Regions from separate parts of the Mus musculus genome. Here region 2 is linked to region 1. The links are chromatin loops, found by intact Hi-C in ENCODE. Cell type or tissue: heart. All regions are shown on one strand.

Region 1 (5,000 bases):
TAGATCCTTGCCTACTTCCTGTGCCTTGTTCCCTCTACCCCTTCCCCCTCTGAATCTCCCCCTCACTCCTGTGTATGGATGAAAATTTAACCAGCAGCTTCCTGCTTTGACTTGCATGCCTTCCCTCCAATAAAGACTCTGGAGGCCTCCAGGAGCCTCTGGAACTGTAAGTGAAAATAAACTTTCTTCCTTCAGTTGTTTTTTTGTGTGTGTGTGTGTGATAGTTTTATCTCTTCTACTGAAAACTAGCTCATACAATCAGTATTTGGATTTCTTCTGAGATGCCATTGCTATGCCTCATTAATTCTCAAGGTGAGCAGAGCTTTCCACGAGAAGCTGACACTGTTCACACAGTAGCACAAACTGGTAGATGCATTTCTATATGAAAGCACGTTTTATGAAAAACAAGTTGTTGAACATAGTCCAGGGGCTTGCCAAGCATAACCACAGTCAATGTTCTAATTTTTATAAAGTCCTTATTACAGCATTTAAACAACCTTCCATCTTGACTTGCAATTTTTTAATTTTCAGGTTGTACTTTAAAACTAGTTCAGGAAAAATAAATATCATGGATTTTATATACCAATGTTTAGTAAAACCCAATTTTGTCACATCACTAATCACATTTATACATGTTTAGTGATACAACACTTTAAAGAAAACATGCAAAAAGTAAGATTTTAATGTTTTATTTAATAGATACAAATTATGTCTTTTCAATCTCTGTTAAATATATATGTATATATGCATATATATTTATGATATAAAAAACCATGTGGACTGTTCTTAAGGTCGTTGACAAATTTGAAATCGCACTTTTTTCCTTTAGTTAAGCTTTTTCTCTAGGTTGTTAACTACATGAAGTCAATTTCCAAGATAAATAAGACATCACACACAGAAAGGTGGCAGGAAACCTCATATGAGCTTTCAAAGTTCCTATCACTGCCCTAAGCAGAGTCTGTCCTGGCCAGCTTAAAGCTAGACGTGGGGACACAAATGGCTCACAATCCCAGCACTCGGAGACAGACATAGTACGGTGTTCCAGACCCTGTCACATAGAGGTCAAAGTCAGCCTGAGGTAGCAGACCTTGTCTCAAACCAGTAGAAACGACCCAGGGCTAGAGGGTTAAGACTCAGTTAACTCCAGGCAGAGCCAGGGCTGGAGGGTATGGCTCAGTTAACTCCAGGCAGAGCCTGCACCCAGGGCTGGAGGGTGAGGCTCGGGTAACTCCAGGCAGAGCTTGCACCACCCTGACTAACCAGGAGAACCTGCAATCCCAGCACTCAGCACAGATAGATCGAAAGACCCTGCCTCTAAAGCAAGTAAGCAAAGTGTTCCTTAAAACTGTGTTAGCAGCACATCCAATGGAAAGCCAGTAACCTTCTGGTTTCTGTTTCCTGAGATGAAGTCCCCCAAAGCACTCCAGCTGGCCTGAACCTCACCAAAGAGCTGGAATTCAAGTATGCATTCCACATCTCACCCTTACTGTGAACCTGGGCTCGGTGTCTTCACAAAGAGGCATCAATCAGAAAGACTGTAAGAGGCAGAACTGTGGATAATGTCAAGGAAACTACTATTGTTTCTCCAATACAACAAGGCAGTTGTACACATGAGCTCACAACCATTGTGACAGCAGACATGAGATCTGTACACGTTCCAAACAGACAGAACCCCAGCATAGACAGTGGAAGAAGGCATAAATCCCCCCACTAGCTGTGTCTCTAACAGCATTCGACAGCCACTGGGTGAGGGAGAGTCATTTGTGTTTAATGCTGCGACACTTCGTAGGTCAATCACATGCCAGGGTAAATGGGCAACACAAACTGAACTCAATGGAGGTAAAAATAGATAAAAAAAAAAGATCTCAAAGCTGGATAGGAAATGATAGGAGAGTGGAGAGGATATGAGTATGTTCAAAATATATAGTATGAAATTCTCAAAGAATAAAAATATTGTCTAAAAAATATTTATATCTATGGTTTACAATAAAATACTCAGCTTCAGGCATATCCCTACACTCTTTATTAGGGAGTACAGAAAAAAATCATGTTTACTCCCACGATGACAGAAAAGAAAACTGAGACGGGAAAGAGACTGGGTAACCCACCTAGCAGAGTCCAGGGCCCTGGGGACCAATGACCAATGACTCCACAATGACTCTCAGGGGCCACAGTGAGCCAGGACAGAGGGGGACGCTCCCAGGCCATGCTGAGCTAGGACCATAACATCATTACTTCTGCCATGGGGACAAAGATTCCATGCTGCTTTCTACAATCCCACTCCTTTGTCACTTTGTCACACCTACCAACACAGGTCTTGTCATTAACACTAAAAACAACTGGTAATTACCAATCAGCTTACTTGTCCCTCACAGCTCGTGACACAGGAAAAGGCCCTCATGGAAACACTCTACCACACTCTGGCCTTCTGCCCAGCATTTACTGGAAACACAGGGCTTGGGTGTTTCTGCCCTCTTCCAACTCTAGACTTGGTAACATCACCTGACTTCAGAGCTAAACATCTCACTTGACATTAAGGTCAGACAACAAATCCCCCAACCTTTCTTCCCACCTCTGCCTGCTGTAAACTACCCAACTCTCTAAACTGCTCTCCCTGGCCTGTGGCATCACCCTCTTCTCCTTTCCCGCATCCAGGTCATAGGAACAAATGACACATAAGATGGTTCCACACATAAAGGCATCTGCAACCAAGCCTGATAACCTGAGTCTACCGCAGGGTCCACATGGTAAGGAAAGACCTGACTTCAGTTGTCCTTTGACCTGGATAAAGTGTAGAGAACATGTTAGCAGATGATAATAATAATATGCACACATCAAAACTCCAATCATCTCACGTCCTAACATCACCAGTCTCCTCTCTACATTCCAGCTACAGTTTATTCTCAATACAACACCCTAAAGGGACACTCCCAAAACCCTGGAAGGGAACAGGCCACCATGGAAGAAGCCTGCCATCCATCAGCTCAAAGCTCTACACAACTTTCCACTTCGATGACACCAAAGCGCCTAAGGGAATATTCCCAGCCATTTCCTTCCTAGCACAGCCAGAATGTTGGCTGAGAGCCGCCTGGCTTTCCCCCAGCACAGCAGCTTCAGTCTCACCCGGGACCCTTGCTCAAACTGTTCCCCCAGCACAGGGTTCACAACTGTTTGATTGGATGGATCACTTGATTTTCAGCAGAGCCCATCTCAAGAGTCCTACTTAATACCACCAGCCATCTAGACCCAAGGGCACACAGGGTCCTTGCCTGCTGTTTTTAGAACACTTTCTGCCCTCTAAAGCACACTGATTCTCAAGAGTAAACAAAAGCTAAGACAAACCTGTTGGCTTACATTTGTAAACTTAGCACTGGGGAGGCCGAAGTAGGACTCAATACTATGAGTTCAAGACCAAGCTGGGTTACATAGTGAGGTCCAGTCCACCACCCTTACCCCGACATACAGACAGCAAACAAACAGCATGTTGCTATGGTCTGAATGGTGGTGTAAGCTCCAGAACTCAAAGTGACTTCTTAGCCACCACCGTGATAGCAATGGGGAAACAGCCTTCTGAAACAAAATTAGGTCATGAGGGGAGAGCCCCTCAAGTATGGTAGGTAGTATCCCTAACATATATTTAATATATAAATAATATGCTTACTTAGATATTTAATTACATACTTTAAGATACATAGTGTATATAATTTAAAAATATAAACTGGCTAGCTTGTCCATTCACCAACTGTAGAAACTGCCAATGCCTTACAAATTTCCCAGCCTCTGCACTATGAGCAAAAACACATGTTGGTTAAAAGCTACCCAGTTTATGGGAGTTTGTTACAGAAGCCCAAATGGAATAACAATTTATTTTTATTTTAGAACTTTTCAATTAGCATGCACAACATTAGATTTCCTTCTGGCATTTTCAAGCAAACTTTGTTTTTGTTGACTCTCCTCCTGCCCTTTCTCCCCAGCTCTCTGTCACACCCCTGGTACCTTCCATAGCCTCCTCCCTCCTTCACACTGTCATAGTGCCTGTCTCCCTCGCCTCCTCAGCACCCACCTCATTGTCATCTCCTTTCGAGTTGCATGGCCTATGCCCACACACATACACACACACAAGTTCACACACAGGCATGTGTGCACACACACAAGCTCACACACACACTCATAATAAGCTAGCATTTCCATATGGAAAAGAACATGCTATCTTTGCCCTTCCAAGTCTTGGGTTATCACGCTACATTGCAGATATGGGATTAAAGAAATGACTTAGTAGTTAAGACAACTTGCTTGTGCAGAAGACCTGAGTTCAGTTCTCAGCACACAATTATCCATACTCCAGTTCAAGGATCCAACACTGACCTGACACACACATGGTACACACACATATTTGCAGGCAAAAACTCATACACAAAAATATTTGAGGAGTTCATTTCTCATACCCTATCTTATCTCCACCCAGAAATTAGGCCACAAGCCACTTGCTAAGATACTTTCCTTCTAAAGCTAATCTGCCTGTCTGAGTCTCTTTGAAGCTGGAAGCTACAGACTCCAGTTGCACCTCAAAGACACAGCAAGAGGCTAGAGAAAACATCCTTATCTCTGCCCTTTGTTATCCGTATTTGTACAACTCTCAGAGTGTGTGTTCACATAGCAAAAAGCTCACTGCAAGTCTGCACATAAATTCAGTCATATAATGAATAAGAAGCTATAACAAGAATGCATACAGGCATATACTACTGCTCACAGGGTCATAGAAAGTTTAAAACTGTGACTAAGCCCTCCTTGAAGTTTTGTATAGATAACCCAATCAATATCTTATCTCCTGTTTTTGCACCTATGGTCCTGTGGTGTATATCTTCTTTATGGCCTGCCTTCTGTTAATGGTTTCTGTAACCCCTTGGAATGTGCCCTAAGTTTTAGAAGTCTGTTGTTATCTCAGAAGCAATTAAGCAGTTCTGTTATAAAACCAGCTCAAATGTCTTTACAAGTGTTGC
Region 2 (5,000 bases), 74 kb before region 1:
AACAAAGGGCCAGCATAGAGCCAACATCGTCCTAGAAACCCAGCGCCACCACCACACCAAACCAGGCCATGGCACGACAAATGGGTACCAACTCCTGGAGGAGTTTCCCAGATTAGCACACTTGCAAAAATGACCAATAAAGCCCTTACAAAACAAATTCAAGACCACGTTATGATCAGACATCATGAATGAGCTGGTCTCGCCCTGTGCAGGTTGGCTGGATGCACACGAGTGAGTAAGAGTCATACAACACATAGATGACTTGGGGACAGAAACTGCACAGACAGAGCCTTCAGCAGCCCAAACTCCTTTCACACAGAGTCTACAGAAACTAGGAATAGCAACACCATTAGGCTATATAAAACAAGGCTGCAATGAGTATTACACTAAATAGGGGAGACGGAGAGCATTTCCTCCCGAATCTGGAACAAGGCAAGGGTGCCCACTCTCTCCAACAGTGCTCAGGGCTTTAGTTGAAACGATAAAAAAAAAAAAAAAAGGAGAAACAGCACACAAGTAGGAAAAGAAGTCAAAATGTTCCTATTTACAAAAGTAAAAACAAAACCAAAAACACTCTCCAGTACTTGTAGGATCCCAAAGCCTACTAGAAACCTCTATGACTTATGGCTGTCACAAAGTCAATGCACACAAAGCCAGCACAGGAGTCGGCAGCAGATCCGAGTGTCAATGAAGAATTTGCCCAGAGAATCAGAAGGAAACAACCCCACTCGTATTTATGTCAAAAATAAATAAATGCCTGGGAACAAACCTGACCAAGGAGATGAACGCCTCTACATGAACATTTGTGAGACCTTGAAAAAGTGAAAAAAGACACTGGGAGATGGGTGGACGTCCATGTCACAGCTGACAGAGTCTACACTGTGAGATGCATGGACATCTATGTTACGGCTGACAGAGTCCACACTGTGTGAGTGAACACAACACCAAGGGTAATCTACAGGTTCAATGCACTCCCAGTCTCCAGAGAAACAAGACCAATACTAAAATCCATATGGAAACACAAAATGACTCTGAACAGACAAGCCAATCCTTAGCAGAAAAGCAAAGCTGGAGGCACAGATCTATGGAAACAAATGCAGTGTGAAACAGGCATAAATACAGGCCTGAAAACGAGAACTGAAGACTCCAAACATGCACAGTTACAACCACAGGCAAAAACACACACTGGAGAAGAGACAGCTGTCATGGTTTGCATGAGAACAGTCCCCATAGGCTAAAAGAGTAGAAGACTTGGTCCCCAGTTGGTAGAACTGTTTGGGAAATATTAAGCAGTGTGGCTTTATTGAAGGAGGTGAGCTTTGAGGTTTCAAAAGTCCACACCATTTCCAGTTGGTGCTCTGCCTAATGACTGTGTCCCCATGATCTCTCAGCCACCACTCCAGCGCCATGCCTGCCTGCCTGCCTGCCTGCCTGCCTACCTGCTGTCACAATCTCCATGCCCCATATAAACTATCTTCTAAAATGGTCTGGATCATGATGTTATCACAGCAATAGAAAAGTAGCCAAAACAAGAGCCTTCTTAACAATGGTCTGGAGAACCTGGGTCTCCACATCTGGACACACATCTGCATCTCACAGCTGGCACAGAATCCATCCAATGCATCAGAGACCTGAAGCTTTTGAGATACTAGAGGAAAGCAGCTCAAGAAGCAGGCCTAGGCAAGGCTCTTCCGAAGAGAACTCAAGTAGCACAGGATATAATTCCAATTAGTGAACGGGATTACATGACTTGAATTAAAGTGCCTGCATTACACAGAAAACAATCCCTGACAGCCCTCCAAGACTGGCTGAGAGTTCACGAGCATTAGCTGTTCTTCTGAGAGGACCTGAACTCAATTCCCAGCTCTCACAATGGGCTGCTCATAATCTACCTCCATGGGCCCCACGGCCTTGTCCGACCTGCTCAGGCACATGAACATGAGGGTCAAACACTCACACAAACACATACATTCTTTTTATTCTTTAAAATGTTTTAAAAATTATTTGATTTAATGAATCTGGATATCTTGCCTGCATGCACATGCACTCGCACACACACCACACGTGGGCTGCTGCCTCTAGAGGTCAGCAGACGTTGGATGCTCTAGAACCAGAGTTACAGATCATTCTGAGCAGCCATGTGTGTACTTGGCAATCAAAATGGATCCTCTGGAAGAACATAAGTGCTCTTAATCACTGAGCCATATCTCCAGACCTACCTCTTCTCTTTGTGTTTTGTTTTTGTTTTGTTGTTGTTGTTTTTGTTGTTATTGTTGTTTGAGGGGGCAATATTTACCAACTACACATCTGAGAATTAATATGTAGACACTATAAATAATTTTTTAATTAAACACTAAAAGACAAAATGGCCCACTCAATAAATGGTATAATGAACAAAAATAAATAGTTCTCAAAGAAGAACTAGAAACGGCTAATAAATCCTTGAAGAGCAGTGTGGAACCCATGCGGTGGAGGGAGACAGACAACTCTGTAAATCACCCTGACTTCCACATCTGCACTGTGGACAGGCACACCATCTTTCACACGTGCAAAGATAAAGAAATAAATGTAATTTTGCTGTTTTTTTTTTTTTTAGAAAGTATTTGCACCCCTAGCCACCAAAGAATGTAAATCAAAGCCGCTCTGAGCTTTATCTCACCCCAACCGGAACAGCTACCATTAAAAACCAAATAAAAAATGCTGACAGGGATGTACAGAAGAGAGACACTGTTTACTATTCAGAAATATAAATGTGTGCAGTAGCTATGGAAATCAGTATGGACATTCCTTACCAAAAAAAAAAAAAAAAGCTAAAATTAGAGCTGCTATATGATGCAACCATACAACTCTAACCTGGATGAGGAATTTTATGCATCTGTGAGAACAGATGCAACTAGAAATCATTATAGTAAATGCAATCAACTAAATACAGAAAACCAAATACTGGTGTGTGTGTGTGTGTGTGTGTGTGTGTGTATACACACACATACATACATGGATATATGTGGAACCCAGATTTAGAACTGTGCTTATAAATGTGTAACTAATTTACACACGTGCAGCTCGCAAAACTCGAGAGGGAGATGGCAATAAAATAGCAGACCAGGGACCCAGTGAGGGAGGTCAGAGGACCAGCAAGGGGTGGGAACAAGGACAGAGGAAGACAGTGGGCGGGGACAGGAAGGAGAACAAGGTGTAATGACACAAAAGGGTCAAGACTCACGGGAGGAATGTCAGTCTGCATGCTAGTGCGACAATGGTAAGGTAAAATGTACTAAGCTATTCATCAGTAAAGACACTGATGTGCACAGAGACCAAGAAGCCCGGCCACTTACCAGAGGTAGGCGCTTCACCGCGGCCAGGTACTGCAGCAGCCCCTTGGCATGATAAATCGTGGGGTGTAACTCTGGGTTTGGACTTTGCCACTGTCTGTTCAAATCCTCTCCACTTAAGGAGCAGCGGTGACTATACACACAGAGACAGCAAAACAAAAGGATTCAAGGCAATGCCAACTGAATACACATCAGAACACACATCTTCCTCACTAAGTAAACTTGTATCCATAGTTTGCTACATGGAAAATCCGATGTCACATTTATGTAACAATGGTGATTTCAAATTTAAAATAGACTTTTGTAAGTTATAAAAACAGTGTCAATTCTGGGCTTTTCTTTTGTACTGTACGAAATATATTGTTAATAGGCCACTCCCTCTCGACTAAATAGGAACCACTTGCTACACTAACTGCATGCTAGTGAGTTGTCTTGTACACATACTGTGTGAGAAAGGCAAATATGTGCAAATTATGTAGTCTTGAAGCCGTGTAAGCACACTCTCTGTTCATCATAGGAACTGTGTACTGGTGTGGTCAGACACCAGTCTACAGCCACGTGCTCAGCAAAGGAAACAGGGTGTGTGTGCTTGGAGCTTATGTCCTGAAACAGCTTCCTAAGACAACGCAACAAAGATTTTATAAAGTTACCTTTCCATGGAATCATAACACTAACACATGCATTTAAGAGTCTGACGCATTACCCACCAAAAACTTGGGAGTTTTTTTCCTAGAAAAAAAATCATCAAACCCATTATTTGAATTAACTTGAACACTATTAGATGAACAAATTAAATGCAGCCAACTATCCCAACCTATGGCACTCCGGCAGCCACTGCTTAACTTACTTTCCATTGATGACACCATCTGGATTTAGCATGGGGACAATTTTAAAAATGTAAGACTCCCGTAGGCTCTGGGCAGTCGGGCTATTGCTCATGAGGTACTCCAGTGTTCCTTTCATTACCCAGCTTGCATTGGTTTCTCCAGGATGGACCCGAGCAGACAAGAAAATATAAGGGCGAGTTCCTAAAGCGCACACAAAAGCTCAATTAAAATGAACAGCTACAAAAATTGACTTGTGCTTCACTTTGGGGTTCTAGAACTCTCCTTGGTTGTTAACTCCAGTGGAAAGTTACCGTGCACACACAACACGCACAATCTGCACTAGCCCTACCGAGAAAACAACAGAAAGTGCATGCAAGCTGCCAGGTGCAGGAGTCTGTAACGTGACCAACCAGTGTGATCCTGCACAGCACAGGGACCACTTGGTTGCTTCCTATTGATTAACGGAGCTTGAAAATGGTTCGTTCTTGAGGGTAAACATAGTTTTACAAAGAATAACACCTGCAAAAGTTTAAAGTATAAAATTGTGTTTCATAAACTCACGGAGAAAATAAAAATGTTAATCTAAATCTGTACAAACGACAGCACAGGGGAACGGTGACGCAGAATCGACAGAGTGCATTTACATAGTTGGCAAACGGCCAACTCATGACCCCTATGCCAGTGCACAGCATCTGTCTCTGTCTGTCTCTGACTCTGTCTGTCTCTGACTCTCTCTCTCTCTCTCTCTCTCTCTCTCTCTCTCTCTTATCAAAAATTGAACTGTGTTCTTGTTTGCACTACCTCAGCAATTCTAAACTTTAAATAGTGGAGAAAAACAAGT

What was found. A loop is a pair of places that touch in the nucleus more often than their neighbours do. Peaks named below come from ENCODE experiments on the same cell type or tissue, not always from the same donor. Only the 100,000 strongest peaks of a DNase experiment are listed, where the experiment ranks them.
Region 2: a loop joins it to region 1, with 2.1 times the contacts of the local background. A loop is called at or near these places in 1 of 42 quality-filtered maps.

The regions. Positions count from the first base shown.
Region 1 is chr13:59,544,834-59,549,833 of GRCm38, forward strand. All of the region lies in intron 1 of Agtpbp1 (ATP/GTP binding protein 1), which reads right to left. Among named protein-coding and RNA genes, the nearest start is that of Agtpbp1, 10 kb to the right of the region's middle. In heart, no CTCF peak of the experiment used is centred here; DNase peaks (open chromatin) are centred at 2,418 and 3,138; H3K27ac peaks cover 1,514 bases.
Region 2 is chr13:59,470,353-59,475,352 of GRCm38, forward strand. It overlaps Agtpbp1 (ATP/GTP binding protein 1), which reads right to left. Exons shown (of 26, transcript NM_001377097.1): 21 at 4,180-4,360; 22 at 3,336-3,465. Among named protein-coding and RNA genes, the nearest start is that of Gm34788, 56 kb to the left of the region's middle. In heart, a CTCF peak has its summit at 2,069 (motif pointing right); no DNase peak of the experiment used is centred here.